3 separate regions of the Homo sapiens genome follow, and regions 1 and 2 are each linked to region 3. A link is a contact called in ENCODE Hi-C or POLR2A ChIA-PET data. All regions are on one chromosome and are shown on one strand. Each heading gives the region's core, a stretch centred on a gene start or an enhancer-like site at or near the end of the contact. The rest is flanking DNA. Distances are from core to core; before and after follow the strand shown. Region 1 has its middle 22 kb from the start of SLC6A6. Region 2 has its middle 16 kb from the start of LINC01267. Region 3 has its middle 86 kb from the start of LINC01267.

Region 1 (3,823 bases), core at 584-3,083, 110 kb after region 3:
CAGCTAAGCCACTCCCAAATTCCTGACCACAGAATATAACAAAGAGTTATGGTTTTGAGTCTTTCTGTTTGGGGCAATTTGTTACACAGTGATAGGTAACTGATATGAAAAACCTGAGCTCCAACCATGTCCCTTGGGGCCAGCAGGATTTCAGGCAGAGGCTGCCCCAGGTTGCTAGAGGATGGCCAGCCAAGTAAAGATCACACACAGGGCCGCAGAGGCCTGATCCTCACCTCCCAGACAAAGGCAGGGAGGTGTAAGCCTGAGCCCTAGGCAGGGGAGAGAGTTCTCTGTTCCAGCCCCCAGCTGGGAACTTTGTGTTCCCAAGAGGCAGACATTGTTTGTCACTCTGGGGTGACATGCATAGTGCTCCCTAAAGGCAGAGGAGAGACACTGGGCCTCCCCAGTGATTCATAGTGTTCAGAAAGGAGGGGTTGAGCATGTTCCTAATCAGAAGCTGCTGCAAGGCCTGCCTGGTCACCATTTGTTCTGTTTCTGTATCTCGGCGTCAAACCTGATAAGCCAAGGTTTCCCCGAATGCAAGCACACCCAAGTAGGACCAGCACATCTTCTCTGCCAGGCCCCAGGCTGGGCACACAAAGGTGAACTGGCCATGATCTCCATCCTCTGGAAGATCAGCTCAGGCAACTAACATTGACTGAGCTCCTTCTGTATGCAGGTGCTAGGAGTAGCACCATACTACTCAGAACCCAGCCACTTCACTGTGGAACCATCATCGCCTGCTGGAACTGGTGCAGTAGGCTCCTCACAGGTCTTCCTGCTCCTGACCTTGCCCCGAGCCTTACAATCCATTCTGCAAATGGAGCTCAGCAGGGTCTCTACAAATGATAAATCAGATCATGTCTTGGCTGCTCGAAACCCTCCACTGACCTTGACATAAAAATGAAAACTTGCCTTTAGAGTGGAGAGATCTGGGGGGTCACCACATGACCAATCTGAAATCATTGGGACCACCTGACATTTTGGGCCTCTTGGTGGCATGAGATATAAGGAAGACACAGCCACACTTGGGCTCAACTTATTCAAGGCATTTCTCTTTATATAAAGTCAGGGAGGCAGAACCCATTAAAAGTCACTGTAAGGAAACCATCAGATACCACAACTGTCCTGGACTCTTCTTTAGAGTCACAGTTGCCAAACACACCCCAAATAGCCCTCAGTGGGAGAATGGGTAAACTGTGCTTCATCTACAGAGTGCCTACGGTTCAGCTCAAAAGGCTGCAGGACACACTCCACAATGTGGAGAAGCGCTCACTTTGTCTGAGCAAAAGAGGCCTTGGACACAGTGTACACACTGCATGTTCCATTTCCATGAAGTTCTAGGACAGCCTAAACCAATCTGTGCTGATAGAAATGAGGATCTGTGGGTGCCTCAGGCGGGGGTAGGGATTGCCTGGCAGGAGCCAGAAGGACCTTCTGGGAGGCTGGAAATGTTCTGTATCTTGATCTGGGTGATTACACATGTACAAATTCCTGAGCTGCACATTTAAGATTTGTTCCCTATATGTCTGGCACATCTCAATATTTTTAAAAAATAATCAAATAAATAAGCTTTTTAAAAAGTCTATGTCAGGGCCAGGTGCAGTGGTTCATTGGAGGCTGAGGCAGAAGGATCGCTTGAGCCCAGATCTTTTTTTTTTTTTTTTTGAGACAGTGGTCTTGCTCTGTTGCCCAGGCTGGAGTGCAATGGCACAGTCTCAGCTCCCTGCCACCCCCACCTCCTGGGCTCGAGTGATCCTCCCACCTCAGCCTCTCAAGTAGCTGAGGCTACAGGCATGCACCATCACGCCCGGCTAAATTTTGTATTTGTTGTAGAGACGTGGTTTCGTCATGTTGCCCAGGCTGGTCTTGAGCTCCTGGACTCAAGTGATCCACCTGTCTCTGCCTCTCACAGTGCTGGGATTACAGGCATGAGCCGCTGCACCTGGCCCACAAACAATTTAAAAACAAAAAATTGGCTGGGCATGGTTGTTCACGCCTGTAATGCCAGCACTTTGCGGGGCCGAGGCGGGTGGATCACCTGAGGTCAGGAGTTTGAGACCAGCCTGGCCAACATGGTGAAACCCCGTCTCTACTAAAAATACAAAAATTAGCCAGGCATGGTGGCAGGCACTGTAATCTTAGCTACTCAGGAGACTGAGACAGGAGAATCGCTTGAACCCCAGAGGTGGAGGTTGCAGTGAGCTGAGATTGTGCCACTGCACTTCATCGTGGGCAGCAGAGTGTGACTCTGTCTCAAAAAAAAAAAAAAATTACCCAAGCATGATGGTGCACACCTGTAGCCCCAGCTTCCTAGGAGGCTAAGGCGGGAGGATGGCTTGAGTCTAGGAGTGTGATGCTGCAGTGAGCTGTGATCGCAGCACTGCACTCCAGCCTGGGTGACAGAGTGAGACCCTATCTCAAAATAAAATAAATCAAATAAAAAGTCAATGTCAAGGATAATGAGTGGGAGACTATCTGAGTTTAAAAGAATTTAAAGTGACATAGCAATCAAGTGCAACATGTAAATTTTCACTAGATCCTAGGAAAGAAATGAAGGGAGGGAATAAGACAGCGAAGAAGGAAGGAAGGAAAGAAGGGAGGGATGGAGGAAGGAAGAGAGAGAGGAGGAAAGGAAGGAAGGGAGGGAGGGAGCAGGGGAGGAAGGAAGGAAGGAAATGAGGGAGGGAGGGAGGGAGGAAGGAAGTCCACCAGCTAACCCAGGTATCTGAAACATTTTGGGATTTGAATATGGGTTGACTATTAGGGAGGTATTTGAATTTGATTTTCTCTGGTAATAATGGTATTTTGCTTAGATGGAGGAACAACCTTGCCTTTAAAAGACACATGAACAATATGTAGAAGTAGGAGGCACGAAGTTTGCAAGTTACCTTCCAATGGCTAGGCAAAAAAAGGGCAATGCACCAAAATATGAACAGTGGTGGAACCTAGGTTGGGTATATATGAGTGCTTATTCTATAGTCTTTAAATTTTTCTATATTTTAGGACATTTTTATTAAAAAGGGTTGAGGGTACAATGAATAAAATTTAAGGTCCTGGCTATGGCCTGTGAGGCTATGTCATCCAGCCCCTGCCTCCTCTGATCTCAGCCCCTTCAATCTCTCCCTCGTTCTCCCTGCCCCCAAAACCTCCCTACACACACACAGGCACACATGCACACACAGGCACACACATATACACACAGTCACGCATGCAGGCACGCACGCACATAACTTTCTCACTGGTCAACCCTGGAGCTGGGAGAAGTGGGGAAATGGATGCTCCCCCTGCACAAAGAGGAATCCCTCTTTTCTCCAGATGGGAAATCTTTCCCAAAAGGCCCCACGCAGACTTTCTCTTATGTCTCATTGGCCAGAACCTAGTCCCATGCCCACCACAGGCCTGTTGTTGGCCACAGAGAATGGGATGGCTGGTACTGCTGAACCAATACAGATAGGTCCCCTGTGGTGGTGCCTATTACCCCTCCCCCTAAATAAGAGTTCTCTTGGCCAAGAGGAAAGGGGGCGGCCACTGGAAGACAAGGCCAGGGGTGGACATAGTGCATTTCTGAAACTTGGAGATGGTGAGGCTCTTTTGCATCTGGGCCTTCCAGCAGGTGTGGGGAACAGCTGGTGGCCTCAAACCCTATTCTCCAGATGGGGCAATAGAAAATCAGAGTGGTGGAATGACTTCCCACTCCTGGCTGGTCCAAGCCTCAAATCTCTGTAAGTGGAAAGTCTGCGAGGGCAGGATGGGCAGAACCTGGTGTGTGAGAGGTTCCGCTGGGCGGGGAGATACAGCAAGGCTTCACGGAGAGGGGTAG
Region 2 (3,951 bases), core at 24-2,523, 70 kb after region 3:
ACACACACGTACACAGAGACACACATGCACATGCACACAGGCATGCACACTCAACAGCCACTTGTACTACTGCTGGCTCGTTGGAAAAATTGATGTTACTTCTATTAGCATAATTTTTGCTCCATCTCCTTTGAACAAAGATCCCAGGCTTGGAAAGCTCAGCGAGCATCGTCTCCCTGCAGTGTCAAGGTCTCCAGTCACATCCTCTTCCCTCCAATTACAAGGCTTCTACCCAATGTCTCCCCTGGTAAGACTGGGGAAGAGAGTGCAGGCGAGCCAAGCCCAGGGCTGGGTGCAGTGGGTACATCTGTCTGTCTGTCTGATGGCGGCTGGAAGCCTCCGTTCTCCTCCACTTCATATGGTGCAGCCATCTGGGCCACGGCTCCCTCTTATTCATCTCTGCATCCGACTCAGGAGATGCTCATAAGCACTTCTTGCAGGAAGAAACACAGGAGCCACTCCTGCGAGTAGCCTCCTCTCTAAAATGAAAACCCCAGCCCCATCTTCAGAAAGTTGGCCGGGGCATTCTGGGCTCCTGGGGCAGGCTGAATTCCAAATTCAGCTCTGAGGAAGATTCTTGGGACAGAAGAGGAAACCAAAGGGACTTTGAAAGACCAGCACCCTTCAGTGTGGTGCTCAACCTTATATTAAAGAAAAGGACACTGAGGCCCAGAGAGACACGGTAAGTGGGCTAGAGTGTCTTGCCACAGCAAATGGCAAGGCTGAGACAGGGTCTGGGTCATTGGGATGGATGAGGGCATGCAGAGCAGGGCCTGGCACATCTCCCACCCCAGGAAAAAATCCTAGGCCTGTAGAACCCCACCCCCACCCCAGAGTTTCAAGGAAGGAGCTGCGAGAGCCTGCCATAGGCGAGGGGAACCAGTTGCCTCAGGCCTGAGACAGAGCCAAGGAAATAGCTAAGGCCAGGCCTTCACTTACTTGTCCCACCTGCCATATGTGGGTGTCTAGCATGTGTGTGTCCTCTGGGGTCCTGGAGGGGAAAGCCTGGCCAAGTGGGTTAAGATGAGGTGTTGGAAGCTGGCATGATTGCCTTCAACCCCAGCTCAGCCACTCCAAGGCAGCTTGGACAGATGAATGCCTCTTGTGAGCCTCAGTTTCTCCATCTTCACAACAGGAATAATGACAAAACCACAGCCCTACTAATAACAACAGGGGCCTCAGGTTCACCCCACTGAGCACTGTGCATGCCTGGCCTGGCCAGTCCTCGGGGCAGCACTGAGCAGCCAAGATTGTCACCGTCCCTGTTTACAGACAAGAAATAGAAGGCTACTACCCAGGAACGTGTCCACCTTTGCACAGCTGTGCAGCTGTCCAGGGTCAAGTTCGGGCACAGGTTGTCAATCTCCAAATGCAAGTTATTTTTACCACGGCTAGATTAATTACCCACCTGTCTTTTACCTGAGGGAACAAATGAAACAATATATGTGCAAAGGGTCTAGTACTGTGCCTGGCACAAAGGAGTGCTGGTAAGCAGTTAGGATTAGATTGACTGTGGTTACCATGGTAACACCAGACTTGTCCACTGTCCCCAACACTGGGAACTGCAGAGTAGTGGAAACACCTGCAAGCCAGAAGGAGGGGTGTTGAGCAAGAAAGTGTGGCCTCGGCATAGAAGCATTTACATTTTTCTTTTTTCTTTTTAAATCTTGTAACGATCAGTCACACTAGAGCCCCATCCCTAGGGCAGAAATTTTTTTCCCTTTGAGCCTCAGTGCTGAGTACTGAATTACACCCCCATCCCCGCCATGTGCCAGGCACATGATCCTCATTGGCCCAGGCAAGCACCACCCTCCATGCCAATTTCCTTATTTACTCTTCTCTTTTCCTGTTTGCCAATGCAGGTGACGAACTTGGCCAGCACAGGTGACCAGTCTACAGGGTGGAATGCCTGCCCTTTTGCACGCATTCTTGCAAAATGCATAAGCTTGTATTTCTCAGTAAACTTTTCAAAGTAAAACATTCATGCAGAAAAAAGCACAAATGACGCATGTAGAGCTTTATGCATTTTCACAACCTGAGCACACCCGTGTCACCCAGAATGAGAAGCAGAATATAACGGGCATTGTGGAAGCCCCCACATGCTCCTTCCCCCAAGGGGGTCACTCCCCTGACTCTGACTCCAGAAAGCAGAAGTAGCTGTCCTGTGCTCTATACAAATGGCATCCTGCACCATGTACCCCTTGGTGCTTGGCTGCTGTTGCTCAACTGCACATCTGTGAGATTCACCCAGGTGGTTGTGTCTGGTTTGCTCTGGTTCGTTCGCTCTCATGCTGTCACATATTCCCTTGTAGAAAACTACCCCAGGCCATTTGCCCAGTCTCCTGTTGTTAGATGTGTGGGTTGTTTCCAGCTTGGCGCTATTACAAACAGGGCTGCACATTCTGGAACAAGTCCTTCGGTGATCATAAGCACACGCTTCTGTTCGGTAAACGGCTAGGGGTGGTATTGCTGGGTCACAGCATATGTGTATGTTGAGCTTTGGTAGGTTCTGCCCAAGTTTTCCAACGTGCCTATACCGTCTGATACTCCTGCCAGCTGCACGTAAGAGTTCCAGTCGCTCCACCTCTTCACCAACTTGCCATTTGTCTGTGTTTCTCCTCGCAGCCACTGTGATGGGTGTGCCTGGTTTTGGATTGCTGTTTTAGTTCTCACTGTTGCCTCTGCATCCCTCTTGATAGCTGGAAGCAACAGCTCCTATGTGCTGGACACTTCATACATACTAGCCTCTAGAGCTTAATCTTACACACATTATCTCACTTAATCGTCACAGCCACCATTTGAGGGAAGTACATTTTACAGTCGAGGAAACCGAAGCACAGAGAGGGGAAGACTCCTCCTCCCAAGGCACAGCTGATGATTTCAATTGGCGGGAAGAGAAGGGGTCAAAGTGAGAACTTCAGCATGACTTGGGGGTGCTCTGACCTGACCCCTCCGTTGTCTCGAATGTGTCTAAGGGACAGGAAGGGTCCCCCGTACTTGAACTCACTTCCCTGATTCTGGGAAAATCCCAATCCTTCCTGGTCTTCAGTCTTCCCAGCTGTGAGATGACAGCAGCCAGCACAGGGCAGGAATAAACATGTGTTTGCTGCACTGACATCTACATCTTGTACTGAGCCCCTACAGCATGCCGGGCAGGCTTCAGATATCACATTTAATCCTCACAAAATCCCTTCGAGTTGGATGTTAATACCTCCCTTTCATAGCTGAGGACGCTGTGATCCTGAGAGGTGGAGACACTTGAGCAAAGTCACACAGCAAATGGCAAAGCAGGATTTGAACTCACTGAGACGTGCCTAGTCCCTTCAAGAACCCTCTATTTGGAGCTCAGCCCAAGCTTTGCAGATGCTACAGGATGGCTTGGCTGTTGGAATGTATTTTTAAATTGTTCAAGAAAGATTACCGTTAAATAGTTCCTGACCTCCTCCAAACTAAGAAGGAGCAAAATGCTAAGCGTAGAGTTCCTATAGGATTCATCAACTCCACTCCTAGGTATACACCCAAGAGAAAGGAAAACATCTTTTCACACAAAAACCTGTACACCGATATTTATAGCAACATTATGCATAATGGCCAAGAATTGAGAAAAAGTGACCATGAATTGATAAATGGATAAATAAAATGTGGTGTATCCGTACAGTGGAATATTATGCAGCCATAAAAAGGAATAAAGTACTGACACAAGCCACAACATGGATGAGCCTTGAAAACATTAGGCAGGTGAAAGAAGCCAGACACAAACGACCCCATCATGTACTATTGCATTTATATGAAGCGTCCAGGATAGGCAAATCCATAGAGACAAAAGTAGATTTGTGGTTGCCAGGGCATGGGGGTCAGGAGGTAGAGATGGGGAGGAGCTGCTAATGGGTAGAGAGTTTCTTTTGGGGTGATGAAAATGTTCTAAGATTAGATAGTGCTGATGGTTATGCA
Region 3 (3,837 bases), core at 162-2,661:
CTCCCCTGAGCTCCCCCTCATAGCCAGCCCCAACTCGCCATGAGTGCACCATCTTGGAAATGGTCCCCCCCGCCAACCTGTCACAGCTGACACCACACAGAGCAGAGATGAGCCTTCCCCTCTAAGCCCTGCCTGAACTGTGGATTCATGAGCAAAATCAAACTACTAAGCATGGGGGTTGTTTGTCACACAGCAATAGATAACTGCAACATCCGTAGACCTGGGCTCCAGTACTGGCTCCTTTTGCCCCTGACTCTGGTATCTTGGACCCCTTGCCTCCCCACAATCTCAGCCTACACACTTAAGAAGGGAGGGTTTGGTCTGCTCACAGTGTGGAATGCTGTGATGTCTATGCAGCTGTGGGGGTGTGAAGTGGCATCCCCACCTTGGAAAGCAGTTGGGCATCATCAAGGGAAGCGCAAGACGCCCTGACCCTGTGACCCAGCCATTGCACTCTGAGGTTAACTCTGCACAAGTGCTCTGGAAGACAAGTTCAGCTGACTTGAGGGCAAACAACTGGAGACGGCCTAGGAGTCCATCCTCGGGAGAAGGGCTTCATGCATCGTGGCTTATGTACAGACTGCAGATGAATGGATTCACGCTCTGTGCAGCCGTGTGCAGGAGCCTCCATAACGTGATGTTGAGTCAAAACGATAAGCTGAAGGGTGACTCATCCAGCATAGTCCCATTAAGTTTGAGAGCAAACAAAACCAATGTTTATAGATACAGATGTATGTGTGAAAACAAATATGGGAAGGTAAACTCCAGATGCAAGGAGTTAATTCCCTCGGGAGGGAGACAAAGACAGAAATGCAATCAGAGAGGGCTGCCTGAGGGCTCTGACTATATCCCGAAAATGATCAGTGAAGGAGGAGGAGCAGGACCAGCAACCTGTTAGAACTGGAGCTGGAGCTAGTTGTGGTAGCAGACATCTGTAATCCCAGGGACTCAGGAGGCCAAGGCAGGAGGATTGCTTGAGGCCAGTTGGAGACTAGCCTGGGCAACATAATGAGACCCTGCGTCTAAAAATTAAAAATAAACTAGCCAGGTATGATGGCATGCACTTGACATCCCAGCTACTTGAGAGACTGAGGCAGAAGGATCGCTTGAGCCCAGGAGCTTGAACCTGGAGCAAATTGTAATTACACCACTGCACTCCATCCTGGGCAACAGAGCGAGACCCTGTCTCTAAAAAAAAATAATAAAATGAATTAATTAAAATAAAGAACTGGAGCCAAGTGAGAAATCCACAGGTGTTTGTTACATTACTTTCTGTACTTTTCTATATGTCTGAAATATTTCATAAGTAAAAAGAACAGATTTTCCAAATGAAGAGTTGAAGTCAGTGGTGAGCGGGGCCTCTTCCAGTTTTCTGAGTCATGCAGAAGCCTCTGGCAGTTCTAGAGGGTGCATCTGCGTCTCCCACTCTTCCAGCGCAAGCCGGCTCCATATTACGCTCCCAGTCCTAAAACAGAATGACTAACGTGGGATTCCCACCGTGGCGAGTGTGTGTGCATGTGTGTGTGCGCATGCACTCTCCCAGGGAATCTCCCACCCGCCTCCAGGCTGGCCCGCAGCCTCTCTGCCTTCTGTACATCTTCCAGAGTGGCCATGTGGGAAGCAGTCCACGTGAGAATGTCAGTACAGGGACTGAGGAGGCTGGGCCTTGGGGGGCCCCCCTGGCTCCCTGGCCTAATTGCCTCTGACCTTGGGTTTTGCATTCCTCACTTGCAAAGTGTATACAAGGGTAGTGTATGAATCTAAGCTTTCTTCTGGACCCTCACAGCCTCTCCATCTCTATGCCCTAGACAGCCTTCCCCACAATGAGATAGCAGTAAAAATGACAATTGCAGCTGCTGTTTACTCAGCACCAATAGTTGATTATCTCATTTAACCCCCACAACAGACCCCTGATGGATGAGAAGGCTGAGGATCAGCGAGGCCCCGTGGCTTGTCCCAGGAAACACAGTGGAGATGCAGTGTTGCTGGGGCTTTGAGGAGTGGAGGGAGGAAGGCTACCGTTGCACTGGCTTCTGCCCACCCCAGCCTTTGGCCACCCTGCCCGAGATGCCTCCCTCTCAGCCCCCGGCTCTGGATTTCCACCCTGAATCCTTCCCTAGCTCAGGCTGGATGGGCTTTGCTGGTTGAGAGTTCTGGGAGCCGGGCCCAGGGAAGCTGGGGCAGCTGGCAGAGGCCCCTAGGTCCCACGCACACCAGGGCTGCCCAGGGCCTCCAGCCGTGGAGGCAGGGGCAGTGGATAGAAGAGGACACGGGGCTCTCTCTTGGGAGCTCTTCCCACCAGAGGCCTCTGCTTCAAAAATTCGTGACCCACCATTTCCATGGTGGCCTCTCATGGGGCATCTCCACACCCACAAGTCACCTGCCATCATCTGACCCTCGCGACACCCTCAACAGGCAGGGCCATTTGTGAAATCTTCTTCCCAGAGGAGGAAACTGGGGGTCAGTGAGGCCCTGTCTCGGGTCACCACTTCCCAGCCCCTTGAAGAGTTGTCGAAAGTGAGCACATCTGTGCCCACCGTCCCCCAAAGCCTCTCTGCCTCTTCCCCAGAGGTCCCCGCGATCCTGATTTTTAACACCATAGGTGAGTTTTGCCTAGTTGAAACTCCATGTAAATGAGGTGGTCCAGTCTGTACTTTTCCTTCCCTGGTTTCTTTTGCTCATCACTCTTGGAGATCCCACGCTGCGTGTGACTGTAATTGCTCTTGTTCCTAGCTACATGATATTCCGTGCATGGGTGTGTCACAAGTTCCCCTGACACCTGCTGACAGGGGTCTGGGCCGTTCTCAGGTTTTGAAGCCAGCTGGCTTTCTGCAGCTCCTGCTGTCCCCTGCCTGAGCCCTGGAGCCTGGCAGCAGCCTGGGTCGGGAGCAGGTGTTGCAATGCTCCTCATTTTAAAGAAGGAATCAGAAGGCAAGTAGAGACAGGAGCCATCTGCCAAGGTGGGAGCTGGGGTCTACCCGGGAATACCTGCCTCTAAGCCCCAGCCTTTCCCAGCTCACTAGATCACTCCCGCCTCCCCTGCCCCAGCCCAGGGCTGCTCACATCTGCCTCTTTGACAGTCATCTTTGCCATTGGGTGGCCCTGTGTGCTGTCTGCCTGCCCTTCCCCAGCAGGATCCATGAGTGAGTCTGTGCCCGAGGCCAAGCAAGTGCTCAAGACATTTGTCATCCGCCCATCCTGCTGCTCCACCCCTGTGTCCTGTCACCTCAGCGTCCAGGGCCTGGGGCTGGTCAGGAGGCCTGAGGTGTTAGAGGGCTACAAAGTCAGGTAGGGCCTTGGGCAAGTCTCTTTGCCTCTCTGTGCCTCAGCTTCCTCCTCTGTACAGTGACATTGTTGAGAGGATAACGTGAGTTAACCCCTGAGAGGTGCTTGGCTGAGTGCCTGGCCTGCGGTGAGTGTCCACGGTTGTGGAGGCTGTGATGCCTACCCCTTGTTGCTGTTGTTATAACACAGGTGAAGAAGACGTCAATTCCCAGGCCTGGCCAACCTCAGCCCAGTGCCCTCCCTGCCCCATTAATTGTGTGTGTGTGTGTGTGTGTGTGTGTGTGTGTGTGTAGAGCCTCCCTTGAGCTTAACAAAATATTGACTTCCTGATAAAATCCTTGTCCCTAGGCTACTTTCCCTCTCCTTACTGAGCTGACCCTTCAAGGATCTCAGAGCCAAACTGATGGCTCCACAGTTCCCCCACTGCCTTGGGTCCTACTCTTAGTTTTTAAGACAATTAAATTTAAAAATTTACATGGAGATTGCTATGGTCTGAATGCCAAATCCATGTGTTGCAACCCTCATCCCCAAGGTGATGGTGTTGGGAGGTGG

What was found. A loop is a pair of places that touch in the nucleus more often than their neighbours do. ChIA-PET counts read pairs that join two places held with the same protein, here RNA polymerase II (POLR2A). Pooled maps may share reads with other maps.
Region 1: a map of posterior vena cava shows a loop between it and region 3 (2.2-fold over the local background). The contact joins two enhancer-like sites. A Hi-C loop is called at or near these places in 17 of 168 maps with a recorded cell type or tissue (CD4-positive, alpha-beta T cell, HepG2, K562 and 13 more), 5 of 37 single-sample maps with no recorded cell type and 14 of 50 pooled maps. POLR2A ChIA-PET finds 5 or more read pairs at or near these places in 2 of 52 experiments (H1 and OCI-LY7).
Region 2: a map of PC-3 shows a loop between it and region 3 (4-fold over the local background). The contact joins two enhancer-like sites. A Hi-C loop is called at or near these places in 3 of 168 maps with a recorded cell type or tissue (PC-3, PC-9 and endothelial cell of hepatic sinusoid) and 1 of 50 pooled maps. POLR2A ChIA-PET finds 5 or more read pairs at or near these places in 4 of 52 experiments (H1, PC-9, WTC11 and 1 more).

The regions. Positions count from the first base shown.
Region 1 is chr3:14,378,203-14,382,025 of GRCh38, forward strand. No RefSeq gene overlaps it. Among named protein-coding and RNA genes, the nearest start is that of SLC6A6, 22 kb to the right of the region's middle. Within about 2 kb of position 1,834, at least 2 of the 41 ENCODE cell types and tissues checked have a DNase peak (open chromatin) inside an H3K27ac peak, as active enhancers do.
Region 2 is chr3:14,334,743-14,338,693 of GRCh38, forward strand. No RefSeq gene overlaps it. Among named protein-coding and RNA genes, the nearest start is that of LINC01267, 16 kb to the right of the region's middle. RefSeq lists an enhancer at 437-606. Within about 2 kb of position 1,274, at least 5 of the 41 ENCODE cell types and tissues checked have a DNase peak (open chromatin) inside an H3K27ac peak, as active enhancers do.
Region 3 is chr3:14,265,025-14,268,861 of GRCh38, forward strand. No RefSeq gene overlaps it. Among named protein-coding and RNA genes, the nearest start is that of LINC01267, 86 kb to the right of the region's middle. RefSeq lists an enhancer at 1,672-2,311. Within about 2 kb of position 1,412, at least 3 of the 41 ENCODE cell types and tissues checked have a DNase peak (open chromatin) inside an H3K27ac peak, as active enhancers do.